Regions from separate parts of the Homo sapiens genome. Here all the other regions are linked to region 2. The links are chromatin loops, found by intact Hi-C in ENCODE. Cell type or tissue: endothelial cell of umbilical vein. All regions are shown on one strand. Region 1 overlaps BMPER (BMP binding endothelial regulator). Region 2 overlaps NPSR1-AS1 (NPSR1 antisense RNA 1). Region 3 has its middle 340 kb from the start of NPSR1.

Region 1 (8,000 bases), 460 kb after region 2:
TTTCCACTGGAAAAATCTAATGTCTATCCTTTAAGACTTAATTCAAATTCCTCAGTGGTGCTTGCCAAGTGGCCCCAAAAAAGTTAGCCACTCCCTATAGGGTCCCATGTCCTTCATACCTTTCTTATTGCACAGATCCTTTGAAACATCATCTCTTTTCTTTCCGGGGGACAAGGACTGTGTCTGGCTTATCTAGCCCCCCAGCACAGTGCCGTGAACACACAGCTCAGTAAATATTCAGTGAATCATTCAAAGAGTGAAAGAGAGTAACCTCATGACCTTTTCCCAGCTTCCACAGGATTGGACAGCTGGACACTGATATCTGAAGGACATGAATTCCATCCTTGCTCCCACTCTGTGGCCACTGCTTAATACGGCCAAGGCCACGGGAGCTGTTGGCCATAACAGCCTCTGAACTAAGCTGCTTCTGCAAGAACCTTTCTGCTGTCATTTTCATTTTGAACTTATTGCACTCCTCTCCTGTCTCCAGAGGAATTTTTTTTAATTTAATGACTGGTGGAAAAAAAGGATTTGATGAGAGGATTCTGCTTTAACCACACATTTTCAATAAAGCACATATTTGATATAAGAAAAACCTATAGTTTTTCATGTTATTAAAAAGGCAAACCTCCAATACTGCTAAAATCAAAACATCAAACACATCTATGCTTCCTAGCAACAGCATATCCGAGTGGTTTCCCCTCTGCTCTCTGCTTTCTCTGGCACAAGGGCCATGCCTGTCAGACAGAGGCAAGTGCCTCTGCTTCCCAGGCACAGTTTTGAACGACAGATGTATTACCCACTGGGCACCCTCCACACTGCTTCTTGGAGAACAGAAGGGCAAGCCAGGAGTGACAGGTGCCAGCTCCACCTCGGAGCCAGATATCCAGCGTTCTGGCTGTTTTCTCTGCCACCACAAAGGGTCTTCAGCTGGACAATGTTTGTCAATCTGAAGGTCAGCTTTCCTGGGAGCAATGGCAGGATCAAGGCAGAACGCAACAGTGCAAGGAAGATAGCAAGAAAACCACCATTTGGTCATATGGCTTTCCTTGTTCCACATATCTAGGAAGGTCATAGAAGTGAGTGAAGGCATCTTAGGTTTATTGGTACCTGGGCATCAATGGAAAACAGGGGAGGGAGAAGATAGGGAAGACAGAGTCCTAGCTGAGTGAGCAGAAGTGTGGTTAGCTACCATAAGCCTATTAAAAAACTCACATTTTAATCCTTGAAATCCTGCCCTAATTTCCCTAATCTGAGTTGCATGGAGACAACTAAAGGTAGTAGCCAAGGTAGGAAGGCACATCCATGTCACATTATACCTATGAAAACAATGTCATCCAATATCACGCTCTTTTCCTCAGCCCTATACAGGCACGTTCACACACTCATTCTTATCCTTCCATCGAAGGGGTACAAAAAACACCACTGTCACATGAAAAACACGGCCAGAAGCTTCAATCCTGGGAACTGTGAGGCTGTTTTATTGAGCTGTCAATGAAAGGGCAGGGCTAGCCTGCTGGGCCAGCCAGCAGGGAGCTCCTGCTGCTCTGTCCACGGCTTTCCTGGGCCAGCCCCAGTTTGGCATCCCTGTGGCTACTGTCCATGCTGGCTTAAATATTGTTGAGAATATTCCAGGTTCTATGGCTGCCTGGGGTTGCCAGGACAGAACAGCAAGTCCAGGCATTTTCATTAGCTTGTGGATTTCATAACCTTCATCTGGGGAGACAGGGCAGGAGGATACCTGGAACGGGAGTCCAGCCTGTTTCTCTGGTTGTAGATATAAAAGTTATCTCCGGTTCAGCTTTCCCAAATTCTCCCCTCATCCCCCTATACTCAAGTTAAATTGTTAGCCCACTCCTCAGTGAAAAGAAGGCACTCATGGAGCTCTGTTTGTTTCAGGCACTAAACAAGGTACAGAGGCTAACAGAGATGGGCTCCTCCAAGAAAACAGGATTGTGCAAATACTAAGAACCAAACTCCAAATGACATAAAGACTATTATGAATGAGAAAAAGGAAATTCTAGGCTAAGGGAGGTGCCTGAGTAGAGGCACAGAATTTCCAAACCACCAGATCTTAGATTTGATAGTCATGTGGTCAACCTCCCAATATCAAAAACAATACAAAGCAAAAAAAGTCCCTGACAGAGAATCATGCAGCCTCTTCCTGAGACCTCACAGGACAGGGGGCTGGTTTTCCTGCAGGGCAGCTCAGCAGATCTGCTGGTTATGACATTTCTTTCTTCTAGGGATCCAAATCCTCATAATCTCCAGTTAACTCTCAGGTCTGACATCAGGAGCCACACAGAATCACTCAATGTGTCCCTGCTCATAAGGACTCTTCAGTTACCTTCCTGCGCTCCCCTGCTCAGCCTTGTATTTTCATCTTCCTGCCTTCTGTGTTCCTCCCTCCCTGTCAACTGCTTGCTTCCCGGCTTGTCAAGAACAAAAATCCAACAACCAAATTAACAAGAGAAAAACCTACCAAACCATTTTTGTTCATGATTCACAGTGAATCTCTTACTTGATTGCCTGCCCACTGTCCCTACCTTATATACATTGCTTACTTATACATTCCAACACTTTTTACCTAATTTAGACGCTCTCCAATTACTAAAAATATTTATTTTTAAATCCTCCTAACTTTCCCCAGGAGGTGAATGGCATTACGTGCACAGCAGCACACAGGAGCTCCAGAAATGATCATTCACCTCTGACCCTCTTCTGAAGCTATGGATTGTTTTTGTGGAATAATGTAGGCATCTGTGGACACAGAGACCTCCTTTAAGGAAGTAGCAATTCTTAGGATTTTTCATGGATGCCAGCTTTGGAAGAAGCTCCACATACTTGCTTTTAGTAGAGGTACGCTTTTAACAGTGACCAAACAGCTATCACGCATGTATGGAATCTAAAATATTTTCTCCCTTGATAAGGCCATATATCAGACCATATGTGAAGAGTATAATCTTCATGCCCACAGTTAAATTCTCGCCCATCTAATAACGGGGAAGGGATGTGCACCATTTTGCTATTTTCTCTATACCCAGGGGCCACATCTTTAAGGAGCCCAAAGCCAGAGACTATATAACCAGTAACCCTTAGAAATACTCCTGTTGGGAAGTTAAGCTATCTTTGCTCAAGTAGGAAACACTGGCTTCACGGAGGGAAAAACTGACCATGATTAACAGACTTTTGCTGAATTGTCACTCTTCTAGAGATAACGCCTCATTTCACTTTGGGCCCCATCCTAGCAGAGCCCGGCAAATCTTGCAAGATGGTCTCAGGAGCTGGCCAGGGAGAGGGAAGCTTGGTCACGACCCCCCTCTAGTGGCCGAGAGTTACTGCATGAAGTAACCATAATTCTTACTCCAGCATTTGCTTCTAAATCAAACAACTCACCTTTTTGGAGGCTGGCTGATAAAAAAGAACATAAAAATGGTGCTTGGCAGAAAATCAATCACTCTTCTCTTAAACTTGTGCTCAATTCATCACCGTCATGCTTACTGTAAAACAATTGTAAGGCTGGTGAACTAAACCCCTGTGTAATCCTAAACACCTACCCCTGATGCCTGCCAAGAAGGGTGAGTGCATCTGAGGCAGGCTTCTGGAAAGGGCAGGGCGAGATGGGCCACCACCAGGAAGAAGCCTCTGCTCCGTCCACCTTTTTCAATCTTTTTTATCTTTTTCACGAAATCTCATTTCACCTATGTACTACATCGAACGTCACATATTTTTTTGTCTCTAAAAAGAATCTCAAGTACAAGAGAGTCGGAATCCTTCACCTAAGCAGAAGAGAAACATTCTTTACCACTAAAGGAAAAACTAAACTGTTTTTCCTGCTTCCACACGCTGACTCAACACAGAAAGCTTCGGTCACCAAAACATGTAGGGACTTCTCCCCACTAACCACTAGTTCTCCAGCGGACACCAACTAGATGTCCTGAAATTTAACTCAATTCTGACACTATCTACTGGAGTTAGCGTCAGATCCCACAGCAAAGGTCCCAGTCCCACAGCACTGCTCCCCACTTTAGATATCAATCACAGTCCCAGGTTGTGGCCTGTGCTTCTGACCAACCGGTTTATAAATCGGAGTTTCCACAACCCCCTTCTTGGATCCAGTTAATTTGCTGGAGTGACTCACAGGACTCAGGGAAACACTTAAGTTGCCCAGTTGATTACAAAGGCTGTTACCAAGGATACAGATGCACAGCCAGATGGAAGAGATGCACAGGGTGAGGGTGTAGGAAGGGATTCAGAGCTTCTGTGCCCTCTCCAGGCACACCACCTTCCAGAACCCAGGCACACCACCTTCCAGAACCCCTGTGTGTTTAGCTATCCAGAAGCTCCCCAAACCCTGACCTTTGGGGTTTTCGTGGAGGTGCCATTACATAGACCTGATTAATTATATCACCAGCCATTGGTGATCAACTCAACTTTCAGCCCCTCTCCCCTCCTTGGAGGCTAGAGGGAGAGGCTGAAAGTCCAACCCTCTAATTACATGGTTGGTTCCTCTAGCAATGGAGCCCCTCTCCATCCTGAGGCTGTCCAGGAGCCCCCCAAGGATCATCTCATTAGAACAAAAGATGCTCCTATCACCAAGTAAATTACAAAGGATTTAGAAGCTCTGCATCTCTCACTCCTACCATTCAGGAAATTAATTGCAAAGGTCTTAGGAGCTCTGTATCAGGAACTGGGGTCAGAGACCAAATTCAAATTTAAAAAAAAGATTTCCCTAGTGCCCTTACCTACACAGTTTCAGGAGCTCTATGTCAGAGAGCAATATACACATTTCAATATACACATTTCACATCTACCAAGTCTGAGGTGGTAATACCATCAGGGACCAAAAGTATCAGCGTGTTGCCAATATTCAGCCACGTCTTGGGGTAAGCCTGATTCTTAGTTTGTAAAGTGATGGGGTCTCCACAGTACTAATATTCTGTGATTCTGTCAAGATATGAACTTGCCCAGGGCTCAGCTAGCCCCAAAACTAGGTAGTATATGTATTTTAAAAGCCCCCAGCCCAGAAATGAGAGAGGGATCTTTACCCCAAAGAAACTCACTGTCTCCTTTTTGGTGAGCTCATCTCATCATAATTCTACTCCCAACATAGATACATACCGTCTTTGAAATTGTTCTAGTCCCCTCAACAAACACCAAGAGAATATCCGCTGTGTGCAACCTGTGGGCTGGGCATTGTGGGAAATGCAGAAAGAAAGAAGAACCTGGCTTCGATCCGGAGGCCTTTGGGGCGTGGTAGGGAGAGCAGGGCAGAACTGGCTTCGATCCTGGGGCCTTTGGGGTGTGGTGGGGAGAGCAGGGCAGAACTGGCTTCGATCCTGGGGCCTTTGGGGTGTGGTGGGGAGAGCAGGGCAGAACTGGGCCAGGCAACACTCAAGGAGGAGTCTTGAGGGCAACATATTAAGGGGGCACTAGCTCTCAGGCTCCAGTAAGTACAGGGCTGGCACTTGAGAGCAAATGCCTTCTTCAATGTTGCTTCTCATGTCTGGGCCCTAGAGGAGAAGAAAACATGCCTACACAATTGTCCCACGGCATAATCTACTCGAAGAGGCAGCAAGGTAAGTGATCACCACACCAAGATTGAACCTCAATTGTGTTATCTTGGGCACATTATTACCCCTTTCCACATTCTCCTTTCCTTGCCTAATCTCTCCCTTAGGGTTCTCAGAAGGTAAATGAAAATCTGTATTCTCCCCTTCCCCCAACGAATCCCTAAAGAAAAGAGCAAAATTCATCCATGCACAGAAATGGAAATGGTTAGAGGACTAAGCAAAACAGAAATTGCAGCATTCCATCTCCAGCCCCACTGAAGTTCAGAGTTTGAAGGATGTGCAGGAATTGAACTTTGTTCTTTCTTTCCTATCACCCTAGGGTGCCATCCCCCGGGATGCCAGCCCCAGCATTGTCTCTAGTCTTCCCATTGGCAGCCGAACAATACTAGCCTGGGTTTGCCTGTGTTGGCCATGGCCACCTCCAGAGAGTGCAGTAATTGGGAGTGTGGAGTCACAAATGGCGGTGAGGAAAATTTATGAAAGTGAAGGCCTCTAGCATCTGGAGGCCACACCCCAGCCACACGCAGCAGTCACCACCAGCCCCCTGCTTCAAAGGGGCCGATCCTTCCATAGGCCTTTTTCACATTAGGCAGTGGATGGCTGCCAAGTCCCACAAACAGGCAAAGGCACAAATCCTCCACTACGTGCATTAATCAAAGGGCGGCAGAGGCGGCTGCCCCTGGAGGATGCGGTACAGTGGTGAACTTTTTCAGATGCTGGGGGCCTTGCATCAAGCATCTGCCGTGCCTTTTGGCTCCACAATAAACCAGCATTCACATCCCATCACTGCACAAGAAAGGGTCTTTTCACACTCAATGCCCTTTGCAGCCTTGGCTGCCGAGGGATAGCTCAGTCCACTGGACCTAAACAGGGTGCTACCCGTCCCAAGAGGCCCACCCCCACCCATCAGTGGGGCTGGCACGCCACCATCCTCAAATCCCAGAAAAAGGACTCCATGACCAGACATTCCCCAAAGCCAAATCATAAACACCACAGGCCTTCCCCTCCATGCCAGCTTCCCCACACCCTCTGCTAGAATGAGAGCACCCTCAGATGAGCCCCTGAGAGTTGGAATGTGAGGCCTGTTTTCTATAAGCAACTGCAGAGATAATTGCCTAAAAGGCCCCAGAACACTGGCCCAGAGGCATCACATGATTTTCTCTTTTTACCATCACATTACTAATAAGTGGCAAAGACAGCATTCAAAGCTGAGCCCTCACCCTCTCCCCTAAGACAGGTCGCCTTCTAAAGCACATGCTGTTCCTTCTAGCTGGGGTGTTCTTCCTCCCCCTTCTCCTAGTTAAAATCCACTCCTCCTTCAATATGCAGCTGAGTAGCTTTCTCAGGGAAGGTTTCTGAGATCCCCAGTCTAGATAAGGTTGCTCTTAAACATTCTCCTGGCATTCTTGCATGGCCCTTATCACACCCTGCAACTACACCCCCATGGGAGCGATCCCTCACTCCATCTACTCCACCATGCCCCAGGGCTGGCAGGTGTTGCTCACCAATTTTCCCCAGCCCTAGTGCAGAGCCTGTTCTAGGGTACATGCTCAAAACCTGTTTTCTGAATGCATTACTTACAGATGTTTATATAGTCAAGTCCAGATAAAGCGACTACTAAGTGACAATGAGATTTACAGGGTTAAATGGCCTCAAAGTGAAGGAGGAATAGGCATTCCATGGATTTAACTACTACTAACATACTGAGGGAAGTTCTGAAAACTGGAGTAGACAGCTAGGAGGTCAGTGGTGGTCTTAGCAGGAATACTTTTACAAGAGTGGTGTGGCCAACAATCCTCCTGAAGTGTATTGCAGGTGGAAAATATGGGAGGCAATGAGGAAAGGCCATTCTTTCAGTAGGTTGTCAGATCAGAGGAGAGAAATGAGGAGATAATTTGAAGGGAACCCAGAAGACAGAGAGAGAGAGAGAGAGAGAGAGACAGAATCAAGAAGACTTGAACACATTTTGCATCAAAGCGGGGAAGGAAGTCCAAGATAAGATGCTGAAGCTAAAGAGATGGAGGGTTTGGGTAACTGGTGACATAATATCAGGAAGAAAACAGGAGAGGAGGGGGTCAAGAACACAGGGAAAAGATTACCCTCCTATTCACTTATCATTGCTAGTAGCCAAATTCCTGAAAAAAAGAAAAAGAAAAATGTAGAAGTCCTTATATTCATATACGACAACATAGGGAGAGGTAACCTCTAGATCAGCAGTTGGAGGAAGGAAGACCAAGGTGCTAATCCAAATATCTAGCAAAGAAGCAGGCAGAACTGAATGCAATTTGCAAATAGTGTTTCCAGGTGAGGAAAGACTCCAGACAAGGGACAAGATGAAAGCCACTAGAGAATGAGGTTTTACTCCCCAGTTCAGTCCATGCCCTTGGGGACTCATGGCAAAGGAACTGAAATAAAACTAAGCCTAAA
Region 2 (8,000 bases):
TATGCAACTAGGAATTGTTCCAAGCCGGAAGTTCTGAACGTTCTCATTTCATGGCATCCGTAGTAATAGTAATTTTTCCATAGCACATCTAGGCCAAAAGAAATACCCGTCATATCCATTTATTAAGTAATTATGTCTCAACCACTTAATACATATTTATGTCCTGATAACTTGGTAGAAATTTGAAAAAATAATATGCATAAATTGAAAGAAAAGATAATACTTTTATTACATTCTTAAGTAACACAAGAGTTACTAATGGCATGTGTGCACCTGTTGGGGGCTGTACAATGTCTGGAACCTTGGAGTCAAGATCTGACACCTCCACCCTCATTTCCGGCTCCACATTGATTTTGGGATGGTATTTGCTTTTCATCACAGCAATAGCTGAAAACCCAGTGCTGTGAAGATATACTGCCATCAAAAGGAATGCGGTGTGATCTAACGTTGAAACTGAACTACCTCAAGCTAGTAGTTCACTCAATGACTGACAGATGTCAGTTATCCCCACATTTCCCTTGAAAATGTTAAATGTTCCAACAACCCTTTGCAAGTTGACTGCAGTGCCCTAGGACATATTAGTACATGGGATGGGAATCTCAGATCTAAGCATCTAAATTATATTAACTCTTTTTATCCTCACAGTAGCCCTGTGATTTATGTACTGTTCCTATCCCTATTCTCCATTTTGGAGATGACACTGAGGCACAGAAATTTTAAAACTTGCCCAAATTCGCACAGCTATGAAACCAGAATTTGAAGCCAAGCATTTTGGCTCTAAGTCCTTACATTGCATAAGTACAGAGGTCGGGGATCAGGGACGCTGGATTCCGTTTCTCAGGATTTGCGTGACCTTGGGCAAGCTAACTGACTTATCTAGGGCTCAATGTTCTTTTCAAGTAAAAGGGGATAATAACCATTGTCTTAAGGATTAAATGAGATAACACGTGAAGATCTGAACTTAGTGCCTGGCACAAAATCTTTACTTAAAACTAGTAAAATTTCACAGAGGGGTTCACTGTGTCCTTTCCCCCAGTTTTTCCCGTAAGAACTCTGTGAGATGTAAGTTAGTTTTAAGAAGCCAAATCACAGAGCGAATTCAGAGGACTTTGCAGTAAATTTGTGATTAATTGCTCACAACCCTAGTATCGTCCCAAACCTCCTACCCACCTGGGCTTATGTAGAGAAGGGGAAGCCTTGAGCTTTCAGGGGAGATGTTTCCTATCCACACATAATAACATTCTAAGGCACTGGTAGAAAAACATCAAATATTTTGGTTGAAATGCTTTGTTTTTTAATGACACAAAGGGAGAGTGAAAAAGCTGTTGAGTTCCCCTTATCTGACAAAATAGAAGAAATGTCACAGTGCAGTCCTAGGGACCCCCTTTTTTAATAGAATAAGAAAAAGAAGCCCAAAAAACAAAATACAAAAAAAAGCCTCCCACTTATTAAAATACAAAGACCTAGGGGAAAAAAATCACCCCCTGCCCCCTAACCAATTTCTTTCTGCTCCAAAGTCTAAAACTGTTTTATTCACGACCTCCAAATGAATAAAAATCTGTTCTGGCGCGGCTATTCATCTCCACAGGCAGCCCAGGGTAGCATCCCACACAGCAAACTTCCCTCAGAGCCTTGCACTCATTTCTGAAGCTTTTCTTACACATGAATTATAATATTCTGTTTCAGTTAGCAATGGTTTTGATAGTCGTGGGCTTCTTCTCTGTGCTACAGAGAATAGTTTAACAGGAGGAGCTGAACCATGAAATGAAGCATCCCATGCGTTGAGTCTCGCGCGGCTCTGCCACCCAACAGTTGTGTGGATTTGTAAAGTCTCACCTTCGTGCATCACCATCTCCTCATCTGTAATACTGGGATAAAACTATTCCCCCTCACCCCCAGTGTCATTGGGAAGATTATCTGTGATAATATATGTGAAGACGAGCTATGCAGTAGACATTGTATTGCCGTTGTCTCAAAGACATTCTGTTGATGTTTTCTCAATGCTGGAACATTGCTTTCTTCCCACCTCTACTCTCTTAAGAAAATACAGGAATTCCTGGGCTGTTTTCTTCAAGGATGCTAATTTTTCCTACCTTAAGCGTTTATTTGCCTTACAAATATTTGTCTGTTTTCCCTCATATTAGTATATAAATTGGGTTTTAAACTTAAAGAGTTTGTGTGAGCTATGATCTGCACAGAATGTATTCATTCGGCTCTTTTCTATTCCCTGGAAATGGACACTGCCGAGATCATTTAGAAGTTATAAAGACATTTAGAGTTATAAGACTTACGAGGACATTTAGAAGGATAACATGAAGGATATTAATGAATATATTCAAATTATCTTTCAAAACAATTTCTTACAAAGTAGGTTTTTTCAAGCCATCTTTTCCCCCTTAGGATAAGTAACACTTAGGAAGTTTTACCGTACAGTATTTTCTCTGTTTCCTTTCCTTCTTCTCTGGGAAGCAGTAAACTCAAGCCTAAATGAGGCTCAAATAATTTTATGCTTAGAAATAGCTGGGGAAATTTTAGCTTTTGATAGCAGAGATTGATTGATAGAGGGAAAGGTGATTGGAATTTTATAAACTTCCTTTCTCTTACTTGATAGGTTTAATTTGGGGTAGCAGTTTGGTCTAGTTTCAAGTACAGTCTTGCACCATGTAATGGCGTTTGGTCAGCAATGTACTACATGTTACAATGTTAGTTAACATATTACAATGTTATTCTCATAAGATTATATGACCACAGTTTTACGTACCTTTTCTCTGTTTAGACATGTTCACAATGTCTAAACAGAGAAAATACACAAATCCTTACCATTGTGTTACAGTTGCCTACAGTATTCAGTACAGTAACATGCTATGCAGGTTTGTAACCTTGGAGCGACAGGCTATAGCATATAACCTCAGTGTGTAATCAGCTCTACCATCTAGGTTTGTGTAAGTACACTCTATGATGTTCGCACAATGATGAATTTGTCTGAAAGCATCCCCATTGTTAAGCTAGGCATTGTATAGAAATACAAAAGGCAGGAGCCTGCAGTTATGATATTTGGCCAAGATGTGGCAGTAATGGCTCACAGGTGGTGGTGGCATGGCCTATACTTCAATAGAAATGATGTTACCAATAAAACAATAATAACAATGCTTTCAGTATGTTGGGTACCATGTTCAACACTTCTTATGAGATTAAATCATTTAATTATTATGCAACCTTAGGAGGTAGGCATAATAATTATCTTCCTTTTACAGATGAGGACATTGGGGGTTAAAGAAATTAAAAATTTCCTGAAGATCACAGGGCTTGCAGCTTACAGGGTCAGGATGGTTCTCAACCCCTATTTCATATTAATCTTGGAGATATTTGGAAAAACAAAACAAAGTATCTGTCTAAACTTATTTTTTAAAGACTGATTGATTAGATGGAGGTGGAACCTGAGAATTTTAAAAGCTCAGTGAATAATTTGTCTAATTCTTGCTCCCCAGTCACAATGTGCCTGAGAAGCAAGAGTTAGGATCTCTAGATGACTGCTGATTTACAGCATCAACTAAACATTCTACTTATAAGATGCTACCTAATTGTGATTGTTATACTATTAATCTGAACAAGAAATACTGATTTATTCTAGATGCTAATAAGAAGCTTATGTTCCAAATAAATTCATCCTTTAATTTATTCTGCAAATGATTAAACACCTACCATGTTCTTGGCTATCCTGGGGCTACAGATATTTAAAAAACATTATTCTTGCTCTGAAGAATTATTTAGGCTAATGGGGATAGCTCGAAAAGTTGAAAATACGATATACTGAAAATTTGGACAGATTTACTTTCTTTAGGTTAATAGGCTTATTGAACGCATACTTTGTGCCAATCTTGGGGAAACAGAGATGAATGGAACTGTCACTGCCCTCAAGGAGCTCACAGTCTAGCTCAGTGTTCCCCAACCTTTTTGGAACCAGGGACACGTTTGGTGAAAGACAGTTTTTCCACGGACAGGCAGGGGATGATTTGGGGATGATTAAAGTGCATTACATTTATTGTGCACATTATTTCTATTATTATTACATTATAATATATAATGAAATAACATACAGCTCACCATAATGTAGAATCAGTGGGAGCCCTGAGCTTGTTTTCTTGCAACTAGATGATCCCATCTGGGGATGATAGGAGACAGTGACAGATCATCAGGCATTAGATTCTCACAAGGAGCACGCAACCTAGGTTCCTTGCATGCGCAGTTTACAACAGGATTTGCACTCCTATGAAAATCTAATGCCGCAACTAATCTGACAGGAGGGAGGCAGAGGTCAGGTGGTGATGCAAGTGATGGGGACCAGCTATAAATACAGGTGAAGCTTAGCTTGCTCACTGCCACTCACCTCCTGCTGTGTGGGCCAGTTTCTAATAGGCCATGGATAGTACTGGTCCATGGCGTAGGGTTGGGGATCCCTGGTCTAGTTGAAAAGACTATGCATGACAGTCAAAATACCACAAGTTAAATCCTATAATAGTTATGAACAAGAGCCATGCAGCCCAGAGGAGGGAATGCCTGGGGGACATGAGGAGTGTGAACCCCAAATATCTGAGATAGGTCTCAGTTAATTTAGCAAGTTTATTTTGCCAAAGTTGAGTACACGCAGCTGTGACACAGCCTCAGGAGGTCCTGACAGCATGTGCCCAGGCTGGTCAGAGCACAGTTTGGTTTTATACATTTTAGGGAGACATGAGACATCAATCAACATATGTAAGATGAACATTTCCTCTGGAAAGGTGGGACAACTTGAAGCCGGGGAGGGGGCTTCCAGGTCATAAGTAGATAAGAGACAAATGGTTGCATTCTTTTGAGTTTCTGATTAGCCTGTCCAAAGGAGGCAATCAGATATGCATCTACCTCAGTGAGCAGAGGGGTGACTTTGAATAGAATGGGAGGCAGGTTTCCTCTGAGCAGTTCCCAGTTTGACTTTTCCCTTTAGCTTAGTGATTTTGGGGCCCCAAGGCGTATTTTCCTTTCACAGGAGTCACGGACTTGGGTAAACATTTGCACGTGAATAAGAAGAGGAGGCAAGGCAAAGCCTGCCTCATGGAAGAAGCCCTATGGGCAGGGTCCCACAAGCACAGATAGTCCACAATTGGCCAGAGTTATTTAAGAAGTGGTGAGAAGTTCACAGTTATTGGGGCTTGGAGTGGGTTGCCATTGCAAGTGGGAGAGCCCACTAAGATGCCCCTTGGCAGGAGGGGCCCAAACAGTGACCTAGAATCAGCCCAAGGAAGCCACCCTCTTTAGTTTTTAATCCAACTATAAGTCAGCCTGAGTGGAAAAGATGTGTGCTGATCTCATACATGTGGGGAAGGTTGGACTGGAATGATTCTCTCCTCCACTGGATAGTAACAACTAACATGCAATATTTATGTGAGCTGGATTATAAACATTTTGTGATTGTGTCTATTTTTCAGAGCAACGCTGTGAATTAGGTAATATTGTCATCTCCATTTTACAAATGTGAAAACAGGCATAGAAAGGCAAGTAACCTACTCAATTTCGCATAAAGAACTAAGGCCATGATCTGAACTCAGCAGTTTGACTTCAGAGTCCACACACTTTGCCATCATTACAATTACCCCTTGGTATCCACAGGGGATTAGTTCTAGGCCCCCTGTGGATACCAAAATTCTCAGATGCTTAAGTCCTTTATATAAAATGCTGTTGTATTTTCATATAACCTATGCATATCCTCCTTTACACTTTAAGTCATCTTTATCCAATCCTTGCACACTCTCAGGCCCACTATTTCTAACCCAACCATCCCCCAAACATCCATGAGAGATGCTTGTCTGTTTGAACTTCTCAATCATGGGGCACTCACTTCCAATTTAGGCAGACTATTCCTTCATAGCTCTTCTCTACACAGATTTGCAGCTAGCCTCCCTCTGCAATGGCAATCAATCTTGTTCTTTCACTGCATGACAGTCCTTCAAGTATATGGGGACACACATCATGTCTTTCATAGATCTTATCTTCCCTTTATTTCTTAAACAGCTCCCCATGTGACAATACTTTGATACCTTTACCATTTCAGGTATCCATCACTGAACTTGTTCCAGTTTTTCTGGATCTCTCAGTTCTTAGTTGGATCCAGAATGGAACCCTGTAATGCAGCTAAACTCTATGATGGGCTCAGCACACCTTGGAAATATGGCCTTACTTTTCCCTGATACTGTATTAACCTAAGATTTATACTAACTGTATTAGACATCATGCACCATTGTTAATTTCCACTGAATCTGTAACCAAATAAGCACGTGGCTGGCTGATAGGGAATGGCTCTCATTCAATATGGTGGTCCATGTTAGACCCTGGTTCTACTGTCTGATACACTAATTTCTACTTCATGGATTGGGGAAGCCAGACTAATCCTCTCTACACACTCAAGCGAGGGTACTTAGGTCACCATAACATTGCTGTCCACATTTCAGTCATTAATAAAATATTGCCCAGAACAAAAATGAAGACTGAGCCAACCATCAAAAATTTTATTTTCTTTAAAATTCTATTCTCAAAGATAAGGGATTAAGACAAATTGTCATGCTGAGTACAGAAAACACGTTTTCAACATGTTCTTTTTATGAATTGTGACCTCTATGATAGAAAGTGTCTGGGCAATCTTTCAAAACCATTCATTTTGATTTATACTTTCATTGAACTACTATTTCAGTTTTTATTACCAAAAAAATAAAGGAAATATGTATCTGGCAATTGTGATATTTTGCTAACTGAATAGTTATTAGAATAATTTCCAGCTCTCTTTCATTTGGACTTTTCTTATTATGGTATTATCTACAGTAACCTTTCACGTAAAGAGGGAGCATAAATTCCTAATACACTTTTGCATTTTGTTTCTTAATAAGGTTAGAGAATGATTTTTTAAAGTTTCATCAAAAGTCTGTTCATTTCCTTTCATGATGAGGTATGTGAATAGAATAATTTTATCAAACTAAAATTTTCCATAAAAACTTGGGTACTGAAATATTTATTTTTCCATTGTGGATGAAGAGCTGACTTCCTAGACTATTCAAGTACCCACAGTAAAGAGAACAATGTAGACTGCTGTACATTTCTAAACCCAGGGAGATCTTAGCCTATTCAAGAACCATTTCATAGGAAATTATGGCAATTCAATAAGAACCATACGGCGTAGCTTTCTCAAGTACATCAGAGCCTCATTATATAACCATAACCCTAATTTGAGATATGAAGGATAAATATAAGAAAACATGAAGGATGTTTACCAGTTCAGTTACTCCTGTTCCCCTGCTTGGTTTTTCATGTTGCATAAGTCCTATCCATGCCCAGGGCTTCTTGAGTATTCTCAAGTCTTATTCTCTAAGGGAGAACTTCTCTATGGAAGGAACTTTTTTCCCTTCTGTCTTATCCTGTTTTGTGCTGCCGTAAATACCATAGAATACCATAGTTGGGATAATTTATAATGAAGAGAAATTTATTGGCTCACAGTTCTGTAGGTTTGGAAGTCCACTATCAAGGTATCAGCATCTTGTGAGGGTTTCCTTGCTGTATCATTCCATGGTGAAAGGGCAGAGAGAGGGCAAGAAAGACAGAGAGCAAGAGGAAGTGAACTCACTCTATGTATTAGTCCATTCTCACACTGCTAAAAAGATACTACCTGAGACTGGGTAATTTATAAAGGAAAGAGGTTTCAACTGAGCAATTTTCAACTGAGCAATTACTATGCAGTGTGACGAGCATTGCCCCAGCTGAAAGAGTGGGCACCATGGGGCATGTGGAAGAAGTGAATAGCCTAGAGGAGAGGGTAGGAGGCTCTCCCAGAGAAAGGGAAATTTAGGTCAAGAAAAGAAGGCTGGCAGGTAAAGGAGCCTCCGGGGAGGCAGGGGACCATTCTGGGCGTAGGACTGGCATGTGCAAAGGCCTGCAGCTAAGGCAGTACGTGATGTGCAAGGATGGGCTGGCCAGAGGAG
Region 3 (8,000 bases), 270 kb after region 2:
AGGATTCTGTTTGGGGATGTAAACAGAAACAGCGTATGTGTGTTTATGCCTGAGCGTGCAGAGGAACATGTGTTTGAGACAGCGTACATGTGAATATATGCAGTGTGTGCCTTTGTAGGTATCTGTATTTCTGCAAGGGATATGAGAAAGGTGTTTGGGTTAAAAAAAAATCTTTAATCCTGAAAGTGGAGTGATAAAAACAAGGTATGTGTCTGTAGTCTGAGCTGATTAACAGGTTGTTCCACAGCTAAAGGAGGAGGCCTCCATGCAGCAGGACCTCAGTTGGTTTTTGTCAGTGTGCTGATGAGTGCACTGGGGTAGGAAAATTAAATTCAAATTAATCTATTTGTTGAAAACTTCCTACACACAAGATGCTGTGCCAAGTGGTTCAAGGTAAATAAAGGTGAATAAGATGTGGTTACTGCTCTCAATGTTCTCATAGTCTAGTAGAGGACATTTTAACAACTCCACAGATAATCATAATTCCTGACACAGGGTAAGAAACATCAGCCAGATAAAGAAAATTCTATGGAATGCAGAAGACAGGATATCACATTTAGATGGAAAGGTCAAAAAGCCTTCTCAAAGTTGTATTTAAGCTGGACATGAAGAAGGAATAAGATTTTGAGAAGCAGAAAAACAGATGAAGCAGAGACTATTTCAGGAAGAAAAAAAAATGCTTTAAGAAATTTTTTTTAAAAAGTGCAGATCCAGGAAAACATGGGCTGCAGGAACTGAGAGCTCCGGCAAGGCCAAAGAGACCTCAAGTCTCTTATAAATAAGTCCAATTTATTTATTTAATTCAACAAGCATTTGTTCAGGACTTCCAATGTGCCATTTGACTAGAATATAAAGTATTAATATATGTTAAAAAGTGAAAGATAAGACTAAGAAAGGGAAGGCTAAGGTAAAACAGACAGAATTTTAATTAGAAACAGCTTTAAAATGTTCTGTTTCCACTTAAGGAATGAATGAACCCAGACGTAAAATGGGTCACCCTGCCCCATAAGATCTGGTAAGATTTGCTCAAGCCATCATTCCACTCCCTGTTAAATGTCCAATGTCCTCCCCAAGAGGTTTGTGAATTCTTGGGGTAGGTGGTCTTTTTACTTCTCGCTTAGATTGTCTACTGCTCTTGAATTCTTGTTTTCACATTGTGCCCTGCAGCTATTGATTTGTGTGTCTTCCACACCTCTCTAGCCATCCCTTCTTATCTCAGGAACTAGGCTCCTGCCATTTTCCATTCATTCTTGCATCATCAATTTCTCCCGCCCTTCTGTATTATTCCAACAATACCATGGTATCTCCAAACTTAAAAACCCTTAATCTTATGTACTGCTCCAACTATTGCCTGAATTCTCTGCTACCATTTATGGAAAAACATTTTAAAATTGTCTGTTCTCAGTGTCTCCACTTCCTCCCATCCCATTCTTGCAATTTAAAAATAAATATATGGTTAAACATTTATCAAAATAATGGATACATATAGATTAAATACATTAAGTCACTGGCTTTGTCACTGGGGTGCTCCCAGATGTAAGTATCTGGGGTTCGTGTGGCTGCTCAGACTTGGAGGGAAGATGACTGTAACTCTAGGTCAGAGGCAAGGCAGTGGGATCAGGCTCGTCTGCCAGCCAGCGATCTGGAAATAGGCTAAGGAAGGCAGACTGAGGATCTCGTGCCGTATGTAGACTGGCACCAAACCCTCTACTTTGCCTAGTGTGCCTTATTTTAGCATCTCTCTAGATCTTTCCTTCTAACATGGATTGTGCTTGAGGAGGTTAGAGTTGTCATCTAGCTGTGTGGAAAGAGGAAAGGAACCTGAGTGAAAAGGTTCAGCTGTGCTGTGTACAGAACTGCAAACAAGCCTCACATCTCTGGGTGGAGGAATCTGGAGAATAAAAACAAGAAGCTGCTATCACTTTCAGGGGTGGAAAAGCAGAGGTGAAAGACCCCTGCTGCTGTTTGCAACTGTGAGCAGGAACCCAGGACTGCTGTCTGTGGAAGCTGCTGCTGGCGAAGTCCCCACCAAATACAGAAGAAAACGTGGCTTCTCCCTCCCCACTTTCTTCTTTTTCATTTTATTTTATTTTATTTCATTTCATTTTATTTTTTGAGACGGAATCTCCCTCTGTAGCCCAGGCTCGAGTGCAGTGGCGCGATCTCGGCTCACTGCAACCTCCATCTCCTGGGTTCAAGCCATTTTCCTGCCTCAGCCTCCCAAGTAGCTGGGACTACAGGCATGCACCACCACGCCCAGCTAATTTTTGTATTTTAGTAGGGGTTTCACCATGTTGGCCAGGCTGGTCTGGAACTCCTGACCTCATGATCCGCCCACCTCGACCTCCCAAAGTGCTGGGATTACAGGCATGAGCCACCACACCCTGCCTCTCCCTCCCCGCTTCCTTTTAATCTCCCAATTGCCTCCCACTGGCAAAATCTCCCCTTTTGCTCCTCCAGTATTCCACTAATTTTGTAATAAATGCCCTGAATTAAAGATCTTTTAAAAAAAATCTCAAAGTGATTGTATTTATCCAAAAGAATTAAAAGCAGTGACTGGAAGAGATATTTGCACACCCATGTTCATAGCTAAAAAGTGAAATCAACTCCAGTGTCCACTGAAGGATGACTGGATATGCAAAATACGGCATGCATATATAGTGGAATACTCTTCAGCTTTCAAAAGAAAAGACATTCTGACACATTCTCCAAAATGGATGAACCTCGAGGATATTATGCTAAGTGAAATAAGTCAATCACAAAAAGATAAAAGACAAATACTGTATGATTCCACTTATATGAGGTACTTGGAGTAGACAGAATCTTAGAGACAGAAAGTAGAATGGTGCTTGCCAGGTGATGGGGAGTGGGGGAAACAGGGAGTGTTGTGTAACGAGTATAAAGTTTCAGTTTCACAAGATGAAAAGGATGATGCAGATGGATGGTGGTGATGACTGTACAACCTATGAGTATATTTAACACCATTTAATAGTTTAAAATAGTGAAGGTGCTAAATTTTACATTATGTGTATCTTACTACAATTTTAAAAATGGAAAAAAAAATCCTGAGGTGGTTTTCATTTCTTGGTTGGATATTGACATACCCTCCCACTCCCAGCCCAGTTACTCTGCAACACCTACCATTTTGTTAGTCTTCATGGAACTTGCTGCTCTCTGAAATGACCTTGTTTACTTTTGTTTATTTACCATCTGTTCTCCCCCACTCAAGGGTAAGGATTAAGAGAGTAGGAATCTTATTTTCTTGTTCACCTCTGTATCACTAGCACCTAGAATAAAACTTGCTTCACAGCAGATTTTAATAAATATTAGTTGAAAGAATGCACACACACGAAAGGAGCCTTACACATTTTTCTTGATTTCCATAAAAAATAAGAAGGATCAACAGAATTCCTTTGTGCTGTACAGACTTTACTGATGAGTTGGGAAATAGAGGACCCCAAGTTTACATCTTGGGGTCAGTTTTTACTTTAAATCTCTCAAACACACCAATCTTCATCCTCCATTCTCTGGTCTTCTGATGCCCTCCACCCCACCTGTCGTCGGGGAATATCTATCCAAATTCATCCGGTGGAAGAACAGTTCCCTTTTCTCCAGCCCTGACTCCCAAACTCAGCTCAGGGCTTACCACTGTAACTCCAAACACTCATCAGTGTCCCCTACACAGACTGTCTCCTCTGGGTGTCCCCTTCCCACCTCTCTGCAATGGAAAGGTAGCAGCAGAGGGTTCAATTTTCTCACTGATATGAAATATGCTTCTTCTCTTAAAAGGCAAAATAACAACAATTTGTTCTGGTTTAAAACTACTTTTTTATATTATAAGTTTGCTTTTAAGTAGACACTAAATTACAAATGTGTCCTCAGATATGGAGGATAGTGACATGTAAGGACAACCCTACCTATTCTGTATCAAATAATACATTTTAAGGGAAATACAAGAAAATAGAAATATGTAGCTCAGCTCCCTGGCTCTTCTCTAAATGCATAGGCCCATTACAAAGTTAAATTAAAGGAAGGACAGCAGTGGGGGACCTGTGACACTTACTCCTTCCATCTTCTGCTTTCACGAACAAAACTCAACTCAAGTTATTTCTAAAGTCAGAAAAATTAAAACTCAAAGAAGTACCTGTGCATATATGTGTATTACACATCTTAATGGAAGACACACAATTCCAAACATTATTTGAATGTACATCCCTCAAGAAATTCACAGACTTGAGGAGCAATCTTCAGACAAGGTCGGAGACAGAAGTTCCTTTATCTCTGAGAACCAATCGCTGGGCCCGCCACTGCTAAAGGCCACTAAGAGAGAACGGAAGGGGACAGGGACTGAAGGCGGGCAGAGGAGAGAAAAATAGAAAAGAAAATAGGATTGTTTGAATACCACCAGCAATCGCCTCGGGCACATTTTCCTGCCTTAGCTGCGTGAGTCAGCCTGGCCGAACAATCTAAAAACTTCACAGGCCGGGCAGGCTGCAGGGTGCGGTGCCTACTTAGGTCCACCGTGGCCCACATGGACCTGCGACACTGCAGCCGCGCTTTCCCAGGGCCTGGGGCTGCGGGCGCCTCCCAGGCCGGTTCAAGCCACGCACCTCAGAGCGCACTGGAGAAAGTCACTACCTTATTTGCACACTAGTCATTACTGCATCCTCATCACCTCTTGGAATGAGAGTTGAAAATTTAAGCAGAGGATTTCTTTAATCAAATTCAAATGCTTTGCATAGCAAAGAAAACCGGGTCAAGGAGCTGCCGCTACAAACAAGTTCCAATTCTTAGCTAGAGCCAGGGGATAAATGTGAGCAAGTCTCCCCCTAGTGGACAGAGCGCGTCACCTTTCACTCGCAAAGACTGCCGCATCTGGGTCAGGCAGAAATTCAGGAAGAGCCAGGTGAGAAGGTGAGCTGGGAGGAGAGGAGGTAACCTTGTTATTGGAACCCACAGTCCCGCCTTGCCTTCTCAGATTTTCTTTTCAGTGGAAAAGCAAACTGCGTTGAAGTTTTTACACATCGTTTGAGAATGCTTACTCTTAAAATGTTTGTTCCTAATTCGTTGAATATGACTATATGTCTCACTATAATGGAGGGTAGCAGATCTAATGTCATTTTCTGGACTGGTTTTGAAAGGCCTAGGTCACCCCTGAGGGGGCACTCTATTTGGGGACAAGCTAAGGAGGACTGTGGCAAAGAAAGAGTGACTGGAGAAAGATGATCCTGTTTCCATGGACAAAATCAGTCCCAATGTCCTTGCCCCATGAGCAGTGACAGGTCAGCGACATCACCAGGCTGGCAGGATCCCAGGGGTAGGTTGTTCTTGCATCAGAGTCTTCCGGCCGACCCCACCCGCGTGGCAACCAACAGTCATGCTCTCTATCCTTTGCAAAGATAGACTGGACGAGCTGTCTCTGTCCAGACTAATCCTGACCAGTCTTTCCACAGTCTTCTCCAGCTATTTCTGGCCTTCAGTAGGGAAGCTTAGACTGAACTCCATAGAACAGACCTCAAAAGAGTTTCTAGGATCCTAAAATGTATGGAAAATATATATGTATGTGCACATGTTTAAGTGTATATATGAGTGTGTGTGCACGTGTGCATTTGTGCAAACTTTCTATATGCAAGCTTGCAGACTGTGAATTCATTCAATTTTCAAAGTATCTGTGGCCCAGGAAACATTATAAGTCACCCCACCAGTAAAACAAGCCATTGCAGTGATTGAAGTGCCTGGGCTGTGGAATTTGAGTGCCCAAATTCAAATCAGACTGAGATTCCTTGAGAAAGTAACCTAATAGCTGCAGCCCTTAGTTTCCTAATCTATAAAATGAGAATAATAATATAGTACATAATAATAACAATAGCACTTTATCCATTGAATTAATGGAAGGATTAAATGATATAATGCATGCAATGCACTTAGCGATTTACTTGACACATATTCATTGTTCAGTAAAGTTTGGCCTTCATTATTTATAATGAACCCCTTAAATTAGAAGCTGAGAAATGTTAGGGTCTTTAAAATTCCAGTGTGGGTAGCATACATTTTTCAATAATTTTGTGATTTTGGGATGAGATACAAGAATTATTTTTCTTTTGATAAAAACATATTCAATCTCTTTGGAACAATAAGTATGGCTCTATACAGGGTAATAAACTAGATGATAGAATTATAAATTTTAAAGCAAGTAGAAGCCTGAGTTATTACTAGTCATATCTCCTTCAATTCTGCTTTATAGGTGAGGTTATCCAGATACATCATGAAAATGACCTGCCCAGGCTATCCTGATGTTATGGCTACAGTTCAGGACCTTGATTTTTAATTATTAGCTGGCTTTACCACAGCTCTCAGAGGCCTTCCCCTATCTTCATGAGATTCTCAAAGGTCCATTAAAGAAAAAAATTGAGAATGGTTGTCCTGTGGGAAATAGACCATCATTCAGGTCTCTGCTCAAATCCCTGGCTTCCTGTTCCCTATGGCTCAAAGCGAGTTTTCTTCCTCTGAGAACTCTGTATATCACCATCTTATTACCATTTATCTCAGTCTGAAGATGCACATCATACTCCATTTTTCTCTTTGTTCCCTTAGATTTCAAACATCTTGAAAACAGGAAACATGACCTCGTATCTAATAGAATCTGACAAAATATTTCACAAAGAAAAAGATAAAAGGTATAATACAAAGGGATTAGAAAGCCGTTTATCTCATTGATGAACTCCAGCCTGAAAAACTCCAGAGGACCTAAGAAAAGTCCATTTCCCATTGCTGACTTCTTCTCCTCTCCTGGAAACAATATGAACTGGACAGACTGTGAGCAAAGCCAACAGCACAAATAAGGCTAGAGAAAAAGAAATAAAAAAAAATTGGACCCATTTTTATCTTGGGGCCAGGACTCTAAGATTTCAATGGGGCAAAAGATGAATGATTCATGCCTACAAATAGAATATATATGGCAGGAGCTTGTTCATAGGAGTATGACAAAAACTTTGTTTCTAGGCCTGGTTCCTGGACCCGGATCCCACATGAAAGAGCAAGACCAGGTGCCTGGCTTGGTTACACATCAGAGATTGGACAGGAACTAAAGGAGGGGGTGAAATCCCTAGCTCTGAAGGTTAGAGGACTTGAGGGCAGAGGTCAGGTTGGACATTATAGGGTCTTCTGTTTCTAGTCTCCCCAGTCTTGGCTTCTACTCCCATTTCCCTTGCTTCCTTCCTGCACCCCAAATTGGGTCATGATAGAAAAGAGATAGCCACACTTTCTGCTAATGCAAGAATTGTCTAGATGAAGCAAGAGTTCTCAGCCTGAGCTTAAATAGTTCTTTGATTCCCCCTGGAAGAATACACACAAAAAGTGAGCCCCAAGAACATTTGCATATTTGTCTGGGTGGAGGATTTATACATTTCATAGGATTCTCTAAGAGGTCTGTGACCCAAATGAGTTGAACGATGGCTGCTTTAGGGTCTCTCAAATCTTCACAGCTCCCCAAACTCTCCCACAGAAATTCTATTTCTTTTAGAGTTTTCGCTCAGAAGGAATATTTTTTGAATCTATTCCCTGACTTATGGTGGTTTTCACAAAGGAGACTTGCCTTGTGTCATAGACCAGGGACTGTAGACACCAGTGTGTTAGGGAGGATTCTCTAAAGTTGCTGTAAATTCTAAGCTACCGGCAGACAATGCAGGATGTCTGGAGAAACAGATTGCCTGAGATCCTAAAGGAGCCTAAATAATTCACTAACCCAAGAGAAACTCCTGAAGCACATAGCAAACTTATTGACCCCAGAGTGTTCCTTTGACATAACAGACACAGTAGCTTAAAGAAAGTATACGGTAATATGTTGACTGATAATCATTAAAAAATAACAGTAATTTATGTCTTTTTCAATCAGGTCTTTATCTTGACAGAGGGCTGAAAAAAACTTGCCTTAATTTATCTGTAAATTGTCCAGAAACCTGCTTTTATATAGCCGGAGAAAATGAGTGATGAGTCTGTCC

Evidence for each region. Hi-C counts contacts between places; a loop is a spot of excess contacts. Peaks named below come from ENCODE experiments on the same cell type or tissue, not always from the same donor. Only the 100,000 strongest peaks of a DNase experiment are listed, where the experiment ranks them.
Region 1: a loop joins it to region 2, with 15 times the contacts of the local background. A loop is called at or near these places in 15 of 110 quality-filtered maps.
Region 3: it touches region 2 in a loop (24-fold over the local background); 31 of 110 quality-filtered maps call a loop at or near these places.

The regions. Positions count from the first base shown.
Region 1 is chr7:34,129,700-34,137,699 of GRCh38, reverse strand. The region is part of intron 13 of BMPER (BMP binding endothelial regulator); the gene reads right to left. Among named protein-coding and RNA genes, the nearest start is that of BMPER, 230 kb to the right of the region's middle. In endothelial cell of umbilical vein, a CTCF peak has its summit at 3,336 (motif pointing left); a DNase peak (open chromatin) is centred at 3,319; H3K27me3 peaks cover 159 bases.
Region 2 is chr7:34,592,149-34,600,148 of GRCh38, reverse strand. The region is part of intron 2 of NPSR1-AS1 (NPSR1 antisense RNA 1); the gene reads left to right. Among named protein-coding and RNA genes, the nearest start is that of NPSR1, 62 kb to the left of the region's middle. In endothelial cell of umbilical vein, no CTCF peak of the experiment used is centred here; a DNase peak (open chromatin) is centred at 3,068.
Region 3 is chr7:34,317,943-34,325,942 of GRCh38, reverse strand. No RefSeq gene overlaps it. Among named protein-coding and RNA genes, the nearest start is that of NPSR1, 340 kb to the left of the region's middle. RefSeq lists an enhancer at 4,883-4,942. In endothelial cell of umbilical vein, CTCF peaks have their summits at 4,645 and 4,844 (motif pointing left); a DNase peak (open chromatin) is centred at 4,782.